2 separate regions of the Mus musculus genome follow, and region 1 is linked to region 2. A link is a loop called in an ENCODE intact Hi-C map of the cell type or tissue named here. Cell type or tissue: heart. All regions are shown on one strand. Links, peaks and the distances in the headings refer to the core of each region. The heading gives the core; the rest is flanking DNA.

The links. Peaks named below come from ENCODE experiments on the same cell type or tissue, not always from the same donor. Only the 100,000 strongest peaks of a DNase experiment are listed, where the experiment ranks them.
Region 1: it touches region 2 in a loop (4-fold over the local background); 3 of 42 quality-filtered maps call a loop at or near these places.

Annotation. Positions count from the first base shown.
Region 1 is chr7:82,331,026-82,341,683 of GRCm38, reverse strand. Adamtsl3 (ADAMTS-like 3) reads right to left here and starts at 5,990. Exons shown (of 30, transcript NM_001190374.1): 1 at 5,774-5,990; 2 at 4,398-4,499. The coding sequence starts at 5,776. In heart, for the core only: CTCF peaks have their summits at 2,267 (motif pointing left), 2,944 (motif pointing right), 5,373 and 6,253; DNase peaks (open chromatin) are centred at 5,333 and 6,183; H3K4me3 peaks cover 1,671 bases; H3K27ac peaks cover 664 bases; H3K27me3 peaks cover 7,029 bases.
Region 2 is chr7:82,405,289-82,415,946 of GRCm38, reverse strand. All of the region lies in intron 3 of Adamtsl3 (ADAMTS-like 3), which reads right to left. Among named protein-coding and RNA genes, the nearest start is that of Adamtsl3, 75 kb to the right of the region's middle. In heart, for the core only: no CTCF peak of the experiment used is centred there; no DNase peak of the experiment used is centred there.

The DNA of each region.
Region 1 (10,658 bases), core at 1,498-9,497, 75 kb after region 2:
GTGCACAGTCCTGACATGCTTCCTGCCACCTGATCGAGTCTCCAGAGACCCTGTGCTGCCTACAGAGTTCGTAGAATGTTCTTCAGGCTCCTCCCCAAGGCAGGCACAGACTGACCCCGTTCATCTTTACCTCCTCCTAACGCTTCCTGCCTGGTTTCAAATGCATGACGTCTGGAAATCCAGAGGAGGAAACAGAGTTGAGAGGCATTTCTGGGCTGGCAACTCTGACAAAGAGGGTATAGGGCAAAGACGGCAGGAGGGACATTTGAATATCCTGGGATCTGTGGCTAGTCCATAGTGAGCCAGGAAGAGAGAGAAAGAGTAGGAAAATCTGGGACTGAGGAGACAGCTCACTGAGTGAAGTGCGTCCTGCACAATCATGATCTGCCTTCAGATCCTTAGCACCATGAAGGAAGCTGCTCCCAGCACTGTGTGCTTATAACCCCATTCCTGAGGGAGTAGAGACAGGAGGGGCCCTGGTCAGCCTGTCTACCCAATCAACAAACTCCAGATACAGTGGGAGACTCTGTCTCAGAAAATAAGGTGTAAAGTCGTTAAAGATACAACCTCTGGACGGACACACACACACACACACCATAATTTGCATTCAGAATGAGTGTGTGTCTTTTCTGCTCAGACTCCATCAACACAGCTTGGAATATTTATTCAAAAATCACACAGAAAGTACATTCATGACACGAAACCTGGAGTAATGGGAAAACTACTTAGAACCAAAACAAAATGGAGCGAAGGAAAGGCAGAAAGAAAATTAAATGTCCAGTGAAGCACATGAGCCTAAGGAAGAACGACTCTAGGGAAATGGCCAAACAGTAAGCAAGGATGTGAGTTACATAGATGTTCACTACACACCATGAGCAGTAGGGCAGGTGCAACTGTTCATGTCCACAACCCTAGTGCTGTGGAAGAAATGCAGACATTTGGAGCTTACTGGCCACACAGTTGACCAATCAGAGAGCTCTGAGTTCAGTAAAAGACTCTGTCTCTGTCACAAAAGAAGAAGGATAGTGGAAGATACCCAGTGTCAAACAATGTCAAACTCCAGGATGCACACACACACACACACACACACACACACACACACCTATATAAACACATACACACATGCACACACAAAACATATGCATGTGCACATACATATACACATATGCACACACACACGAACATGTACACACATGCACATACACACAACACTTACAGAGAGATGGGGATGAGAGGCAGATCGAGAGAGAGAATCAAAATAAAACATATGTGTGTATATATACATAAATATGTTTATATAGTTTTATTAATTAGAAATCTTAGATGAGTTTTGTGAACTGAAGTCCAGGTTCACCAGGGCCAGTTATACCTGTGAAGACTGCATGGGAGAAATCACTCCTTGCCTCCCACCTTCTAGAGTTTTCCAGCATCCCTTAGCTCCTGGCTGCATTACTCTTCCAGTGTCCTTGGCGACCTCTTCTACTTCCTCTACCTCTACTTCATCCTGAGCCTCACCCACTACGAGAAGTGCTGGGCTAACTTCCCCAACCCCAGCATCCACACTCACATGCCAAAGTCTCTTTTGTCACATAAAGAGCAAGGATGTCTTCTAGGGATTAGGACGTATGGACATATGTGGGAGCCATTATTCAGCCTTCCACACTTTCCAGAGGCTTCTGTTCCTTAGATGCAGTGGCTCTGTCAATACCACAGCGGTCAAAACAATAGAAGCTTGGCAGGGCAGGGGAGCAACTGCTGTCTTCACTAGGAACATCAGGTCCTAAGGAAAGATCCAAAGCAACAAACAGCAAGCTGCCAGGGCCCAGTAGGCAAGGAGAGAGACCTTTCCTACGCCTGGGTGGGAGGAGCCTTCAGCTTCACCAGGTCAAACCCTGAGCCTGTCACAACTTGTAACCAGAAATCACAAGAGTTTACACTTTCCGAGATTTAGTAATAAGAATCTCATTTTAAATAGTTAAATAGGATGCCCCAGACTTCTTACAGCTCTGCTTCACACACCTGAATGTCTTCCACCAACTAAGTACCTTATAGCCCATCTGGAGACAAGGGGAACAAGACCTTGAGCACAATCCCAACATTAAAATCATAAGACTGATGGAAAACTTCTTGCAACGCTCAAATGAGCCTGGGGGGTGGGGGAATACCAGAGACAGTCCTGTCCACTTCTGTAAGAACCTGCTTTGAGAAGATAGCCCCTACCTAGAAGAGGTGCATCTTCTCTCCTCAGCTCATGTCTCTTGAGCGCCCCCTACAGCTCCATAGCAGAATATGCAGGTACAATGCTAACCTCAACTCCCGCAGCAATAGAAGTTGACATTCATTGCCCACATCCTTGTTTTACTTCACCTTTTATCACCTCACAGTGCATTTCCTCTTGCAAACAATGTTACAGAGTGTGCACTATTCTGAGTCCCTCTCTACAAGTGTGGAAATAGATGCCATGCACAGATGTGTGACCCAGCCATACACACGGTGTGCTGCTGGCTATCCCAGCAGTGGGTGGCACGGACGACTTAGACCATTATCCTAACGCATGGAAACCGCACTGCCACAGGCGCACAGATATGGGAAAATCCAAAGAGGTCGCTGAATGATTCAACCCGGGTAAATGCCCCCTCGGGACATACTTAAACCACACCAAGGTGGTACAGAGGGGACAGGGCAATGGGAAATACTCTGCCTAAGGGGCTCTGTCCCACCTGACTAGGAATGACATTTCGTGTGTCCTACTTCAGATCCTTTGATGACATGGAAAAGCAAGTCATCTGCTTTCACAGCACTGCACCGTGCTCTCCAGAGAAACCCTAAACCACACCCTCAACCATAACTTTTTAGAAGACATATTTTATTTTAAATTATGAGTATTTCTGTATGTGTCTATAGGGTGGGTGTATGCACATAACTGCAGTTGACCATGGACACCAGCAGAGGGCGTCAGATCCTTGGGAGCTGGCTGTTACCCACCACGTGCAGGCAGCAGATGTTTTAAACCACTAAACTTCTTTCTCTCCATCCTTTTAGCCTTTCTTCTAACAAAACATAACCATTAAAATATGGCCACAGAAGAACACTGTAAAACGGGATAAAGGGGATGATGTCCCTCACTAATCAGTTGTGTGTGAGCCACAGAATTGATGGGGTACTGAAAAAGGCTTAAAGGCAGTAAATCCAAGAGACTACAGCAAGAGGAGCACACACCCCCGCTTCATTTACCCAGAGTATAGATTTTCATCCATGCCTGCATGCTTGTTTAACCGACTTAAGCCTTTAAGTACTAGGCTGTCTGCTAAGATCGTGAGGGTGCACAGACCACAGCCAGAAGTGAAATCCTCAGGGAAGTGTTGTCTTGTTCTAAGTCACATAAGACGTTGCACGGGATTAGCAGCCACCCTCAGGACACGGTATTAACTGAAATGTTCCCTGCATTTTTAGGTCGGGGGCCCACACACTTCTTGGCTGAATCCAACCGCAAACATATTTGTCTGGATCTCACTTTGTTATAAACCAAAGGGTTGTGGAAGAAATCTGGACGCCCCAGCTATCTTGAAATACAAGAAGGCCCAGCAATCCAGGACTTGCATTTCCATTTAGCAGTGACAAACTGGAGTCAGGCAGGAACTGTTCTTAGTGGAGGGAAATCGAGGGTCCACCTTGTTGCCCTCTGTACCACTCCCCATCGTTTCCTTGGCAAACCCAGCAAACTCCCTTAGCTGTAAACAATAGACAAGTAAGAGTGCAATCCATGAGCTCAGCTTCTCAGGTTGGATGGAAAAGACAAGAGCCTAGAGAAATGGTTCCCAATCTATGGGTTGTGATCACTTTGGGTCACATGGGTCTCCTAAGGCCATCAGAAAACACAGGTATTGACATCATGATTCATAACAGTAGTAAGCTTAGTTATGACATAGCAATGAAATAATTTTATGGTTGGGGGTCTCCACAACATGAGGAAGAGTATTAAAGCGTCACAGCATTAGGACAGGACACTTCTCTAGAGAGAGATCCACACAATAGCGGGGTGTGTTAACAGTGAATCCAGAATAGTTATTTAGTTAAGCTAGTGTGGGAATCAGACTCTTCCTGAGTTCTAACATATAGCTTCTCCTGGACAGCCACTCTAGTCGGGAAAGACAGGGTCCACCCAAGCCCCCAAGTCACCAGTAGTGAACGGGCCCACACGGTATCAAGTTCCTGCTCTAGATCCAGAGAGGATCCCAGATCTTTGAGCTTTCCTTACAGAGAAGCCAACCACAATACCATCTGTATAAGATTCTCTAGTGCAGCATTAACACTGATCCTACATCTTACATGGACTAGAATACTATTCCTATGCAAAGACAGGCATACCCAGCATTCTCGGTGGCCCATTCTATTACCTGCAGAAGACCAGAGACCGTAAAGATCATTCGTGTCAGCAGCCACCAGGATCCTGTCCAGGAAGCCATGGGGTCCAATATCATAGGAGTCTCCCTCACAGCCTACGAAAGAAAAGACAAAAAGAAAATGCCTCGTTTGCAACTAGCTCTGGCTCCAGAGGCAGAATCTGTAAGCTAAGGAGCCAATCAGAAGGCAGGGACCCTGAAGCCCAAGCAGTGTCTTAGAAACGTTTGTGTTGGCCCAGGATGGGATTGTCTGCTGCAGAATGAAGGCAATATGGGGCTCCCTTTAGGATGAGTCCCCCAAGATCAAAAAGGGGAACGGAGACTGCCTCCAGTCAGCAATTCACCCATCCCTCCAGTGCTCCAGCAGTAGGGACAACCCTGCCCCAGACACCTCCTAGCCTGTTTGTCAGCACCAGAGTGTGGCTTTTGGGGGCGGGGGGGGGGCTGGGGGTTGTGGGGAGGACCAGCCTAAAGCCAAGAGTTAGGGCACCTGCCAGCTTTAATTCCTTGAGGCAAAAATGAGTCTGAAGCCAATTAAACTAGACCAGAGAGGGAAGAACCCTGCCTAAGGGCACACAGCTAAACAGAGTCTAGGATAGGAACGCAGATTGGATAGTTAGAGGAATTTCTCACTAGATGATAGAATGCCTTCTGCTTCCAGACCTGCCTTTAAGAGAATTCTGGGGGCCACAGTCTTGCGGAGTGTAATCTCTTAAAGGTGAGGAAGAAGTAAGCCCAGGAGGGCTACGAGGACCGTTTTCCCCAATGTGTTTTCCTGTCAGTTTACAGGGAACTCAGTTTGAGCGGAGACTGGAAAAGCCGAGGTCACACTCGACTCCCGCTTCGCCTCGCGGGCGCCTTGGCGGTGTCGGTGTCCGGGGGCGGGTCGGTGGCTTCTCTCCATCTGGAGAAAGCATTAAGGCCTGGCTTAATGCGATCCGCAAATGTGCTGCTGTTTCCGACCTGAGGCGGCGACTCTGGGACGAAGGGAGGCGGCCAGGGCTGGGCCCCAGGACCACGCGCCCCTCTCCGCTGGCTCGCACACTTCAGCGCCCGCCACCCTCACGCCTCCTTTCCCTGGCGTGCGTCTCCTCTCGTTTCTCTGCGCTTCAAGCATGCGAACCTCACTCAGTAGCCAAACCTCCGGACCTTCAAACACTGCAAGCTAAGATCAGCCCGTAGTCCGCTGACCCCGCAGGGTATCCCCCATCATCCAGAGCACCCCTCGCTCGCAGAGGACCAGGAAAGGTTCTGTCCAACATTCCCGGATCCTGTAGCGCGCCTGCCTGGAGCTGTCTAAGCCCCATAGGGCAGTGCTCAACCAAGACCTTATTTTCCAGTAGCGTTCCCATCAACTTGCTCCACCTTACCATCCTCAGAGAGATGAATCCCTGGATCCCCCGCGGGTGTTTCCAATCCGGAGTCGCAGCAGCGTCTGACGGTGCAAGGAGGGATGCGCGCTGCGAGACAGTGGCGAGCAGCGCCGACTCGGCGACACCTCGTGCGGAGCGCGGGATCCCGACGGTCCCCGACGCCGGCCTCCAGCTCGCGCCGCCGCCAAAGTTAAATGGGGCTGGGACGCGGCCGCCCCGCCTGTCCCGCCCCTCCGGGCGCGCGGAGCGCAGTGCTGGCCCCGACCCAGGGGCGGAGGGCGCGCGCCGCCACCTGCGCCGCCCGTCCCGCAAGTGCGCGCCGCGTCTAGGGTACCGTCAGTCCCTCCCGCCCTGCGTCCTCTGCCCTAACCCAGGGGCGCTGGGAACGCGGGGACAAGCGGGCCACCGAGCCGCAGCCAGGCGGCTCGGAGCGCTCGGGGCCGCCGCGGCCACGGCGAGACTCCGCTGGAACGCTTCTCCGCCCGCTTCCTGGAAGCCACTCCTTGCCCTGGGCCTGCAGCCAGGCCTGGTGCCAGGAGCTCCGGCTGCCGCCGGCGGCAGCGCGCTCTGGGGAGGCGTCCGCTGCGCCACGGGCCAGCCAGGCCAGCCAGACCAGTGCGAGGATGCCACCCTCTCCCAGCACCACCGCCAGACCCCGGGGACCTCAGCTGTTAAGTAATACCCTGCAGAGGCTGCCCAGAGTCTACCCACTCCTGCTGGTAGCCTTAGGAGCTTGACCATCACCCATTCAAACAGCCCCTGCGGTCTTGGTATAATTGGGGACCATGGATGACCCAGCAGGGACACCTAAACCTGAGACCTAGAGTCCCTGGTAGGAAACAGGTTTGGGTCCCACAGAAGTCCAGACCTGTCAGGAAATAAATACAGCTACAGCCCCGGGGCCTAGAGGTTTGGAAGAGAGGTGTCCCAGTCATGAATGGAGGAGGGTTGAGGGCACCTTGAGCACTTCTGAAGGAAAGAAAAGCCATGGAAGAGACATGGGGGCTTGGCTTCATCTCAGCAATAGGAGTCAAGGGCCAGGTGTTCCATTTAAGGCACCATTGTGCCTCCCGTATTGCTGCTCCCTTGAGTGATGCCACTTTGTCAAGTGGTATGTGTAGCCAGCCTTCCCAAAAGCAGTCGTTCCTAGAGTTATCTTAAGTCCTCGGGGAGTAGCTTTTCATGATGATCAGAGAGGCCAGGTCTGGAACTGGTTCCTAGGTACCTATTTCTCGCTAGAGTCTGAAACATTTGCATCCAAAGTTGCTCTCTTGCCTAGTGAACTGAAGGCTGGTATGTTCCAGATTCTTTTATGGCATTGCCAAGAGTTCCCCCCACGTGTTTTCCTATTCTCTCCTTCCCTGATCAGATGGCCTCCTCTGACCAGGAAAAGGGCCTTGTCAAGACTGTCTCTCCACTCCAGAGAGGGAAACGGCTGGAAACCTATGGAAAATGAGCAGGTGGTGCATGGGAAGAGATTCAGGAGGAACCAAGAAGGGAGGACAGAGCTAGACCATGACTAGCTCACCTGCAGACCACTGAGTCTCTCTGTTCACCCTAGTTTAGCTCTGGAAAGTGGGGCAGATAATACACATATGGATACTGGGCTATTACTCTGATGGGGATTATGCAGGATTAGGTTCCCATGAGCCTCTGGTTATGTTTTGACAGCCACTTGGCACACTGCCTTATTTTGTATGCCTTTCCGTGTAAAAGCACCTTGTCTAACACATGTTCATTCATTCTCCCTGAGCTCCTGGCACCAGCACCTGTCAACTCTCCTAACAAGGGACTGCTCTCTAGCTGTTCACATACACATCCCAGCCTCTTGGTCCTTGGGGAGACAGAGCCAGCACTGTGCTCAAGGGTTGCCTCAAACAATGTAATCAACAACAAAATGTTGCATAGAGGACATTTAGGATAATGGTTTACCGAATAAGAACTGAACAGACCCAAGAAGAGCAAGGAAGTCTTGTGGGACCTTAGCAGTGAGTGTGGGCACTAACTGACTCCAAATGTTCACTGGCCTTCAGATGACTTCGAAAGCGTCCTGTGCTTTGATGGTATGGTGACAGGTGATGATTATATGATGATATGACAGATGAGAAGGATCCGTGGTGTGTGTGTCTACATCAGTGCATTAGGAGAGAAACAGCCATGCTAACACTTCAGAACACACCATGTGGTACTTTGAACGAGAATGTTGCCATACGGTCATGTTGAATCCCTAGTCCTCAGTTGGTAAACTGTTTGAGGACGAGGAGAGGCGGCCATGTTGGAGGAACAGCGTCACTGGAAGGGGGTTTGAGGTTTTCAAAAACACAAGTGATCTCCCATGGCTCTCTCCTGCTGCTGCCTGTGGATTCAGATGTAGAACTCTCAGCTCTTTCTCTAGCACTGTGTCTGCCTGCGTACTGCCATGTTACCCACCATGATGATAATGAGCTAACCCTCTGAAACTGTAAGCCAGTCCACAATTCAATGCTTTCCTTTGTAAGAGTTGCCTTGACCTTGGTGTCTCTTCAGAGCAATTAAACAGTAACTAGGACACAGCACCAGAATCTATTCTAGGCATTTCTTAGGAATTGCTAATTCAGCCTTCAGCACAGCTTATTGGATGGCATATTGGTTTGACCTGACATAAAACACTTAAGAGGAGAAAAGATTTCTTTTGGCTCACAATTTCAAGTGTGTCAGTTCATTGCAGCAGGGCAGACATGGTAAATCAGAGAGCAGTTCACATCTTGGTGGCCGGAAAGCAGAGAAAGGAAAAAGCATCTGAGACCTGCTAAATAATCCTCAAAGTTACAGCCTCAGTGACCTACCGCGTCCAGGTAGATTCCACTTTCCAAAGTTTCTAGCACCTACCAAAATAGCACCGTGGGCTGGGCAGCACGCACCCCAGGCATGAAGCTCTGGGAGACACTTCACATCCAAACCATAACAAGTACGTGTTTTTATATTCCTGTGTTACAAATGAGACACATAAGTAGAAAGATTTAAGCCCCATATGTTCTCAGCCACTAGACTGATGTCTCAAATCATTCACATTCTAAACCTAGCCTTATAGCATCGTAAAATCGATTGGAAAACTTGCATGAATATTCAAGAAGAAATGGAGAATTCAAAGAACTATTGTGTTTGTGCCTTGGCAGCTGCGTCAGCCTCAGCTCCCCCTGTGTGCAACAGAGGAAGGCCTTGAGCAAGATGCCTCTGGAGTTGGGGACATTGCTGGGAATTTTTAAGTGGCTCTACTCTTAGGTATTAATGTCTCCACAGAACTTCCTGTCTCATTTTCCTTTAGGCACTTTTGATTCCTGAGCCAGCCTCCAAGGAATGCCTCACACTGTAAACAGGGGCCAGAAGAGAGTCTTTATTTCTTCAGGTTCCATCTAGAGTCAGGCTGTTCCTACAAAGAGCTCGCTGAGGGTGAGACATTAGAAAGGGAAATGCCTCCCACCCTCTTACGGAAGGTCTGCTACTCTGAGAATTCCGGAATGTCGACCCATCTCATGTGGGCGGCTAGGGTGCTGTGAATGGGAATGGCGATACATTATAAAGGACAAGTGCCCCCCCCCCCAATAGGCTATCTGTACCTCAGAGATGTCCCATGGAATGATCTTAATGGTCAACTTGACCGGATTCAAAACCACCTAGGATATTATCAAGCAAATGTCCGTCATGGTATCTACAGAGGTGGCTAAATTCTGATGAGTCTAACCTGAAGAATGCATTAATCCCTTGATGGAGTCATAACACAAAGGCATAATTGGGATATGTTGAAAGGCAGAAGGTGGACCTACCTAGAGAACATAGGTTACTGGGCTATATCTTTCCCTGGGCCCTATTCCTGTATCCCCTTTTCTTGGCTTCCTGGCTGCTGTGGTGTGAAACTGCTCTGTTTTCTCACACCCTTGCCACCATGATGGAATGACATCCCTCAGACTATGAGTCAGAATAAATCTCCTCTACTCTTGTCCCTATATCTGGACACAGCTACATAAAAGGAATTGCTGTGTCAGATTGATGGGCTGGGCCATTCATTAGCCCTTCTTGTTACTCTGAGCACATGCAGACGGTACCTTCCCTCAGTCACACGCTTCCCTCTCAGGCTTCAAGTCCTCCCTTGGTACCTGACCCACATGTTTAAGGAAGATGTTGTCAAAGGCATGGGTTGGGGAGATAGGAGTGTGGGAAGGACAGAAATTAGGGAATCCTGAGGGAATCTGAATGACCTGACCATCGTGTGAACTCCGCACCTGATCCATCATTAGTTTCTAGGTCAGCCTTTTTCTTCTATCTCCTAGACTTTCTTCTCTTGAGAAGCCACACTACCTGCGGACAAGGAGTTACAAGCTGACTTCCCTGAAAGCTCTGGGAAATCAAGCTCTGTTTACTACTAAAATACACCTTCTTAGCTTCCTGGTCTCTGCCACCTGTCCCAAGGTCTGCTTCTGCCTGCAGGAATTTCATACTTTCCTACTCCTCCTGTCTGGAAATATGATGAAGTCTTTAGGAGCTGTAGACATGAGGTGGGCAGGATGGTAACATCTCCCCACATCCCACACTTGCTGATAAAGGGAGCAGGCAGCTTCCTGCTCTTCCCACCATGCTGTGACTTCCCAGCCACTGTAGGGTCTGTTCCCCTGGAACTGTAAGCCAAAATGACTCTAAGTTTCTGTTGGTCATGGTGTTTTATCACAGCAATCGAGTACCTAATACAGAGTTCCCATGAAGAAGCCATTATGGCAAGCTACGGTGAATCCTGGGTTGATGTGGTGATCCCAAGATCTTGAACACACCAGGATCTTGAGTCATTTGGCAAGGAAAGCTACAAACAGGAAGTGAAACCAGATAGAGTGAGGGCTTACGAGCAACAAAA
Region 2 (10,658 bases), core at 860-8,859:
AAATACCCAGTACAGATTTTTTTAAAGGAACTTTAACAGTTTCAAAGACACCAGAGAATAAATTAAGATACAATGTTTTCTATACAACAAAGTATCAAATATAAATAAAATGATATGGCTAGATAAAAAATATGAACATAATAAACAAGGATTAAAAATTAAGAAAATTAAAAGAAACATAAATACAACAGGGCATAGGCTCTTTTCAGAATTTTTATAGCCTTGTGCTCCGTGCCACTGGCTCAGTTTTCTACAACATAATTCTCTGCCTTGCTTCTGGTGGGGGCTAAGCCCTTTACTGCATCGTTTGTGTACAACCTCTCCTTAACTTTATCTCCTTTATTTATTGGGACATACTATTGGTCCATCTTTATGAGGTACATTATGGTAATCCAATATATACATACAACGTGGAATGACCAAATCAAGCCTAGAGACATCCGCAACCCTCCAATAATTAATCATTTTTATGGGTTATGAATTCTACACTCTTCTGGTCATTTTGAAATGTATTCTCCCACTTTGTTGTTTTGGACACTCAGTGTTTCTGATTTCATTGGTAGCCCAAACAAATGTCAATTAGAATGTTCTATCCCCTCCTAAGCTTTATCTCCTTGGCTATGGTTTTTTTTTTTTTTAATAGAATGCAGAATATCTTAACAGTTCTACTACTACTATTATTATTAATGAATTTCACTCCCCCACAGAAAGAAAAATCTATTCTGGGATTTTATTTGTCCTCCAGGTATTTTTTACTGAGAGGCTGGAAGCCTATCACCCAGGAACCCTCAGCAATTTCTTTATACCCAGGAGGAGTGGCTAATCAGGAATACGTGTTGAATCGAGATGGATCACCTCTGCAAATTCTCCTTTATGTTTATTGCCAATGCTGCCCTAATACACAAGGTTTCTGCATATAGCTATCTGTTGACCAAAGTCTCCACACCTTGTATGGTCATTTTCCCCAGCAACCATCCACCTTCATGGAAAAAAATCCAAGCACTCTGGCAGAGATCCACAGAAGAGTAAAGCACAATGTCCACAGGGTATGTGTGATCATGTCCCCCATGACTGATTTACCTAGACCACTGGCTTCCAATTCTAGCTCACATTAGCCAGCAACGCTCCAAATTGAACCATGTCCATCTCTGTCACTGAGATCCCATTTCAAGATCAGTGTGTTTGGCCTTGCTTCTAATCTGTATATGACTCCAACACTTGGATAAGTCCACGTGTTTGGGCTTCTCTTTGTCCATCATAAAACAGTTATCAAATTTCTAGAAGCTTTAAAATTCTATTCGTCAATACCTTGAAGCTACAATCCAAGATCACCTAGCTAACACAGTCCACTAAGGCCTCATCCTGAAAGTCTCATCTCCATTGTCATTTCCTCTGAGAAACCTCATCTCCTTTAGAGAAAAACAACAACAACAACAAAACCGTAACCATCTGGTCCCTGTCTTTCCGGTTGACTTCCCAAAAGCTTAATGAAGTTTGGGCTTTGTCTGGTTTTACTTGCTAGGACATTTCCAAGATGTACCACAGTGGCTGCCATAGGAAGCATCTGGTGAGAATATTTATAAATGGAGACATGAATCTATTATGTAATAAATAAACACAAATATAGTTAGACACTTTCAAAAATAAGTAGAATGGTCAATGGAACAAGGATTTAAAACTTCTCTGATACAGAAAAATTTCTCTATGAATCATTTTAGTTTGTTAGTATGTCTTTAATTGAAATAAAATTACATCACTCTCTCTCCTCCCTCTCATTCCTCCAGCTTCCCCCACCTACCCACTTTGAACCTCTCCCAAGCCCCTTTTCCCCAAGCCTCTTTTTCCTTATAATATTTACACACATCACTATATATGCATAAGTGTATATACATATAAGCATGTGCATATACATATACACATATATACATACATAATGTATGTTCATTCACAAATATATAAATATAACTTGCTGAGTCCTTTGTGGTTTGTGTTTATATCCCCAAAACTACATCTACATCAGAAGTCCTGTATCTAAGACTCAGAAAACATCAAGGAAGAGGCGATAGAAAGATTGTAAGATGAGAATCAGAACACCAGGAAATCTGCTGTGAAACTCTTCCCTAGAAATGGATACATATGGAACAACAGCAGCATCAGTAGTCATGCCGATGTAAAGCAGGGAAAATGTCTCTAGACCCTAACTCTGAACAAAGAGCTACCACCAACTAATGACTGCGGGGGGGGGGGGGAGTTAGCCCCCTCAGGGTAAGCCCCTTATTGGTTATCCAATGCAGAGCCATCAGCCCTGAGATTATATAAAGTCATTTTTAAACAGAAAAATAACCAGAGTTCTGAGAAATCAGCTTATCTCTCTTATTTTTGTCCCTCTTTTGTTTTTGGTCCCATATCAGGTTTTGGTTATGGGTTTGCCATCACCCGATGGCACAGAATTCACGTAAGAGAAAAAGTGTACCTTACTTCAGTCTTTACCAAGTCTGGCCTCACACTGGTTCCTTTCTTCATTGCCAGGGTTAATCCTCTTTTCATTACTATTTAAGCAGAAGCTTAGGTGAAGACATTCCATCTTTGAGCAATAAGAAAAGCTAATTTTGTCTTCCTTGTAGCTGGGTTGAGTTACCGGATATGTTGTAATTGATTAAGAAACAAAACCCTCAGGCTTGTAATAGCTGATACATGATTCTCGTTCAGCTTGAATCTATAATCCATTGGCTACAAACTTTATGTGGAAATATGGGAATTTGGAAGACCATGAGAGTGGAGGAATCAATTAACGTACAAATATCCAAACCAAAGTTTCCAGAAGTCTGGTTTTACACTAAACTAGCCTTCAACATCTTTTCTGAGGACACAATTCAAGGAATGCAAATGAGCAGATAACTTTAACATAAAATCACAAATTATTAGAACAGGATAGGGACTTTTAGTTAATCCTTTTTACAGATGGTAAATCAGGTCCAAGAAGAAGAAGAGCTTGGGTGGACCTTGGTTATTTCAACATGCAGTCCAGGGCTCTTTCTATCAAAAAACCAAAGTAATTACCTCCCTCCCTCTGTTTCCCTCCCTCTCCCTCTCCCCTCTCCCTCTCCCTCTCCCTCTCCCTCTCCCTCTCCCTCTCCCTCTCCCTCTCCCTCTCCCTCTCTTTCCTTCTCTCTCATCTTTTTTTTTCCTTTTCCTAGTACTGGGGATTGAAAAAAGGCCTTGCCACTATGCTACATCTCTGGCCACTTTACATCTTTCATTTACAGGCAGAGTTGACCACCAGGCTGACCTACAACCCACCTATAGTCCAAGCAGGTCTTGAACCTGTGATCTTTCTCCCTTGGCCTCCTAAGTAGCTGGGTTAACAGGCCTGCTCACTGGGCCTGGCTCCAATACTCAGTTTTATTAGTCTCTACAAGTTGCCTTCTCTTGAACTTCTTGTACTTCCTGTTCCACACATCTAAGCCAAGTGCTTCCCTATAGAACACAATTCAAACACATCACACCTACAAGATGTTCCAACTACTTAGTATGTTCTAATGTCCACAGGATAAAGTTCAAAGTCCTTTGCTTGGCAGTCAAGACCCTCTACCTTCTGCTTTATATCCACACTGACATTACCCTTGCTGTACCTAAAACATTGAAGCCATAGTATCTCAGCTGTCCTGCCCCTTGATGCTCATCCTGATGGCTGTGCATGCATTTGCTCATCTTATGCTCCCTGTGGCATAGCCTAGAATCCTCTTGAAGAGCATTCTTATTGGCTTGGCTGCAAAGTGTGCTATCAAAAGCCTTCAGCAGTCTTCCCTCTGCTGGGGTTAAGTCTGTCCCTAGAGGCATTTCTCTTAAGATTACATTCTTGTCCAATAGAAAACCTAAGATTCAATGTCCCTCCATTCAGTGCCATTTCAGCAACCACCAAGAAACAATAGCATGTATAGTGACTGACCCTTCTCTTATACTGAAGCTACGTTCAGTAAGAACTCAACATGGAGCTCTAAGTACCTGGCCATGTTGGTCTAGGTAAGGGCAACTCTACTGGCCACTGGCCTAAAGATCCTTGTATATAGGCCAAGTCTGTCTTCATAGGCTCTGAACAGTGGCTTAACATCTCCCTCTGCCCAACCTACTTCCTTCCCATCTCTCTACTAACATCAATTTCAGAGGAACACTAGCATTTGCATCTAAATTCCTGAGCATCCTTCCAGAAAAACCCAATACACAATCCTCCCTGCCTACAAGAGAACTGTTCTCATTGTCTTTTAGAGTCTTCACTCCAGGCTACTCCTGTTTGGAAGGTCTATATTACACATAGATCAATTTCTTCGAGTTCTATTAGCATGAATGACCTTGTCACATCAGTTACTCAGTTACATGAAATTACCATCACCCAATGTGTCCACACTTCTACTAAGACTGACAGTGAATGGGAAACAATCTGTGACTCAATTCTCTGTCAGCTCACACTGCATTCTCTTTCTCCAACTAGCTAGGCAGTTGTTCCCTAAGCACAGAGCACTCTACTCTCAAAGGTTCCACAAGGCAGACATTAGATTAATGGCCGGTACACCTTTGATGTGCTATCGCCTTCAGAAGGAAGGAGAGCATGTTTGCTTTTGTATGCTCAGACATAGGAGAGGAAGCAAAGAGAGCAAGGAAAACAGAAGAAAGGTTTTGTTTAAGGGGAATGACATATGAGGAGTGCTGTACAAGGTCTTTCTTTCATGCCAAAAAGACTAGAGAAGGCGCCAAGTAGACACTTGCTGAGAGCCACACTGGTGCCAGGGAGTCTGGACCTGCCAGATCCGGTGATGGCTCCACCCAAGCTGCCTTCTTCCATCTAGGATGACCCATGTTCTGAAATCAGAGCCCCTTCACCATCCTCACAGAGCCAACGAACACAACTGCCTGCTTTTGTTTCTTTCTCACAGACAGCAGTACATGTTTGGGTGACCTAGGTTTACCTTAATTAAAACAAAAGAGGGCCACATTGACTTTTACAATAAAAAGCAAACAAAAATACACCATGATCTGTGTAAGCCAAGTTTTAAATTTCGTGACACGTGAACACACTATGAACAGGAATAGAAGTCTTTCCAGGCTCCAGGAAAAGAGCTGAAAAGTTAGCCTCGGAGGACATCCCTCAGCCGGGGTCTTTTCTGAAAAGGCAAGAAGTATAGCATCCTTTCCCCTCCTGCAGTCTCGGACCCAGCCAGGTACCTGACAGGAAATCTAATGAATGGGAAATGGAAAAAACTTACAGAAGCCATCTCTCCACCAAGGAGCAAACATTCAGGAGCAGGGACACCATGGCTTTCTTGTGATGCCAAATAACAGGAAGTTTCCTCAGCACTTGTTGAAGCAAGGAAGGAAGAATCTCAGGATGAGCAGCAGAGGAAGGCAAATTAGAAAGGAGAGGGCTCAGCGGACCCAGGAAACCGGAAATGTCAGGAATGAACCCAACTGGCTGTCAGCTGAGGGACGGACGTTCAGGGACTTGCAGCCAGAGAGCAGCCAGGTGCTTCCCTGACAAAGCTTCCTTTCCAAAGCACCTATACCACATGTTCTCAGTAGCTTCCTCTTCAGCCCCATCTACTCTAGTTTCTGATAGCATCGCTGTTTTATTTGGTTTCCACATAAAGGAAGCTGGAAGGCTGCTTAGTCCTTTGACTGCCTCCCATAACAATCCATAGCAAGCTTTTACCTTACATTATGGATGACAGAAGCTCATTCCACAAGGACAGAACATTCATATTCTGCTGTATTTTTAAAAATACAGACCTCCCTTCAAACCTGAAATACACTGTTTTCATATGACACTAGCTTCAGCGTGGCACTGTCATAAATATCATCTACATTGCCCAACGTCCTTATAAAATGGTCAGGGTTTGCTGCTTACAAGTCAGGAGCATGAGCAGTGGATCTCGGCTCCTCTACCAACTCCCAAAGAGCTGGTGACTTGGGTCTTTTAGATGGCCCTTCTCCATCTGAAATTTTTTGGTGGGCAAGGCAAATTTGGCACTGAGTTTGTGGTAGACACCAATGACTGACCCTTTCCTTGTTTTAATAACAGAACCCCTGAGAAAGTGAATTGAAATTCAACACACAATAGGATTCTTGCTTCCTCAGCCTTTCTTGCAATCTGAGTGTCCTATGATTTAAGGGTTCTCGGTGACACAGAAGGGAGCAGCTGCAGTGGCTGCTTCTGGGCAAACAGTACAGCCCCTCCACACACACCCACACCCACTTGTGCCTGTTTGTGCACGCAGGTATGTGCAAGTATACATGTGTAGGGTCAACCCTGGGTGCTGCTACTCAGTAACCATCCACCTTGTGTTTTTGAGGCAGGATCTCTCACTGGCCGGGAGTTCATCAAGGTAGCTAGATTGGCTGCCCACCAAGTCCCAGAATTCTCCCTCCCTGCCTGCAGTGCTGAAGTAGCAAACACGAACCACAACACCCACCTTTTATACATGGTTCTAAGGGCTGAACTCAGGGCCTCATGCTTGCATGCTAAGTACTTTACCTACAGAACGACTTCCCCAGGCCGGAGCATCAAGTTCTTGATTAATAGAATGTATGCAATCACGGGCCCTTTTCTCCTTCCTTAGACCTCAAGTCACTTGTGGCTTGTACATCTTAGCTTTATCTGGCTCTTGAGCCTGACCCTCCTTCCTTGACAATAAGTGGCATACATGATTGTATTTATTAATGAGATTATTTTCCTAGTGACACTAGTTAATTCAAGAATTGCTTTATGCACGGTTTGTTTCATATTGTTAATGCAGATAGCCTCATACCATAAACACGTTGCTTTAGAATTATAGTAAAAAGGAGGGAATTTCCAACACCAGAGTCTTGCTAACAAACCAGTGATTGAATGTTAAAGCTATGGTCAAGGTAAGCCAGTGTGTTAGGCTTAAGGTTCCCATTGCTGTGAAGAGACACCATGACCAAGGTAACTCTTATAAAGGACATTTAATTGGGGCTGGCTTACAGGTTCCGAGGTTCAGTCCATTATCATCGAGGCAGGAAGCATGGCAGTATCCAGGCAGGCATGGTGCAGGAGGAGATGACAGTTCTACATCTTGTTCTGAAGGCGAACAGGAGAAGACTGTCTCCCACCTGACTAGGAGAAGAGTCTCAAAGCCTACTGCCACAGTGACACACTTCCTCAAACAAAGCCATACCCTACTCCAACAAGGAGTTTTTATAACATTTTACTCTACATATTTTATAACATTTTAATTGATAAATATACACAATATCTGTCAAGATTGACTTTTGAAAAAGGTTAATGTACAGAAAAAGCATTTATACCTTGTAGCCTGCCTCTGCTGGCTGTCTGGAAGGGAGAGCAGGTATGTAGTTAAGTGGAAGCCGTGAGTAGTTTATCTCCTAGATGGAAGCTTGCCTGTCTTTCTTAAAGGTGGCTAGGTGTCTGGAATACCAGTCCAGCTCCTTGGTCCCAGTGTCACACCACTGCTTACCGTTGCTATGTGGGAGAAAGTACCCTGCCACATCCTGCTGAGCTCACCCTGGCCCAGATCCTATCTGTGATGTTTAATCTTGCTTGTCAACTTTGCTGAATCTGGAACCAACTAAAAGATAAGTTTCTGGGCACAACAGAAGGGCTTTTCTTGATCAGGCTGTTTGAAGTGCCAAGACCAAACTCAACGTGGGTGTCACGAAATCAAAGGCGGTGCGGGGGAGGGGAGATCTTTGCCTCAATGCTTTTCATTTCACTGGAAAACCCGCCCATCCTGCTGCTGCTGCCCACACCACTGGCCACAACCACTGCTGCTTTGCTCATACCAGAACCCAGCCTCTTTAGGCATCCACCATGGCCTGGAGAACAGTGATCCTCCAGGAATCCTACAGGCTTTTGGGATCAAGGTGGAAGTACTCACTGAAGCATCTGGCCTTGTAAGCTGAGTCCTTGGGCTCACCAACATGAAGATAGTCATTATTGAACCTCCTATTGTATCTTGTAAGTCAGTCTAATGAATCCTTCTTTATTATATGTGTTCTTTCTCTTGATTCTGTTCTTCCAAAGAGCCTGATGAATACACACCTCCTCCTTCTCATCATGGCTCCTACCACAGAATTTTCCTGAGTATGTTGTGGATTGTTGTTATATTTTTGAGAGGTGCAATTGTATATGTGGACAACAGAAATAGTTCATAGGCTTTCATGCAAAGGTTCATGCTAAATATATCCGATAGCATGATAAATGATAAAATACAGTTTGTCATCTTTAGAACAAAATAGCACTGCTTGTTTTCTGGGAGTCAAGGGAAGTATTTGAAGTGCTTGTGAAGCCACTAGGAAGAGAGGAATGGGAGCCTGGCTTCTGCTTAACACAAGCACTGAACTCAGTGACTCTTGGTTTTTGCAGCTCAGCTCCTTGACTAGTGCACTCTTCAGATTCAGTCTCTTGAAGTCTAAGGTAGGTCAAAATCCAGTCAGCCTTAATGTTGCCATACTTGAGCCATTCTCAAAATGTTATAAGTGAGTTGTCAAATTTCGTGTCAAAATAACTGACACGGCATGGAAGGGTTGGCCTCTGACTTAGAAAGGACTCTGAAATAATAATTTTACACACCACTAGGTTTAAACCACACTGTGAAATAATGGATTTGACCACCACTACTCTCATTGGAAAAGTACATTGAGCCTCTTCCAGAAGAGGTTCTATGGTTCACCAGTACAATTACTGCCTGCCTTGAGGGTCTCTCTAGACCAAGTCCAGGGGTCTTGGTCTTAAATGTCAGGACAGCAATGCATTTCTCAAGATCCCTTCTTGCACAAGCTGGTATCAGGCCTAGGACTGTCAGCATGTCCCAGGAAGAGGAGGAGCATGGGTAAATCTTAAGTGGATTCTGAAAATATCTTCATTTCCTTGTAAATCTCCAGCTCTATCAAGAAGCTGGGTAATTTTCCCAGGACACCAGGGTTTCTCTAGAAGGAATGAGAACCTTCTTGGGAAGACGACGACACTCCTGGAAATGCCTGAGATGTGGTTCCACTTCTTTACTTCATCTACAGAGAAGTGTTGCTCCAAATCCCTGAGACTTGTGGCCTTCGTCTTTGATCACAGAAACTTTTGACATTGGTTAGGTCTGGCAAGCAGAACCAAGGAAGAGTTAGGAACCTGAATCTGGCACTGTCATCTTCTGAAAGGGATGCATTGTCCTTTCAGAGAAGGAACTCTTGCCAGGCACCAGGAACCTCGATGTGTAGCCCTGGCTGGGAGCCTGACTTTCCCTGGTTTAGCCAATACCAGGTTGGGGACAGAAATCAGATGACTGTTTCTTAAATCAATATTTTTGGTCACAAATTCTTCCCACCATCTTTAAATGTGGAATAGCGTCTACAAATCCCAATGAGCATAACAGGCAAATCAATAAAATCCTTACAATTGCTACATTCATTCAGATGCCAAAGACTTAAGATTAAAAAAAAAATAGTGCAATGACTTCTCCCTTTTAGAGAACCCACACAGATACATCTTAAACTATTGTCATAAAAATTTCTATCTGGATTTTGGGCTGAGTTCATAGTCTATATTTTACAGTTAATATATTTGAAGCTGTCAAGCCTCAGCATATAACAACCACCACACACACACAGCAGTAATAGCTTTGATGCAGAGCCTCTCTCTTCCCCTTTTGCTCAGAGGCTCACCACCCTTACCTCCAGTGAAAGGACCAACCTTTAATTAAATGTCCGCCAGCGATGTCTACTTCTCATGTACCGTTCCAGATGTCTACCCAACGGGAAGGGGGTCCCAGGCCCACTCTGTGGTTGATATCCAAGTCACTTTATGCTTTACTGGGAACTAAGCCAAGAAAATGAACTAAAGCATTCAAAATAGACATCAAAATTAATAATTTTTATTCATTTGAAATTCAGGGTCGTGTGCCTTGTTTTATGAAGTACGAGTGCTGTCAACAAACTAGAGAAGGTTCTAATATAAAGTCATTTCCCCTGTAAATTTAATCAACACTAGTTCCTGCAGACAGCAAAATCTCTTCCATCAGACAAGGCTTAGCTAGCATGGCGCAATCACTTGAAAACGCTGCCCTCCCGTGTAGTGAGCACATTACAGAGAGAGCTATTTCCCAAACCTCTAGACCCGCAAACTTTCTCTGGTGAATTTAAATGATGTTAAGTTCCATCCATGTAATGTGCACAGCCACAAAAATGCCCAAGAACAATTAGCCCCAGAATTCCAGTCACTCTTGAAGACTATGAGTCACTGTCTCCCCTCAGCAGGCTCAGTACCTAAATTGTAGACACCCATGACTAAGTCTCACCCCATGGAGAGAGCCCTCCTCTCTGCGTCTGTTGACTCCATCAGTGCCTCTGGGTCGGCATCAGATGGCATCGTGTTGAGGTTCCCTATGTCCATTGTCTTCCTGGCTAAGCTGTGAATAGTTTGTAAACTGAAACTGTCTGGTTACTCACTTCACCCTTGAGGGTTGCTCTGTGGTAGGCTCTCGACTTGTCCTAACTGAATGAATGATTCTGTTCACTTTCTGCTTAGACACTAGAGATGATGTTTTACATTACATTTCCCATCTTGTTCTTGTGATTACACCCAGACGGTAAACTTAATAAAACACAGAAAGTGGAAATGAGGTGGTGGGTCGTAA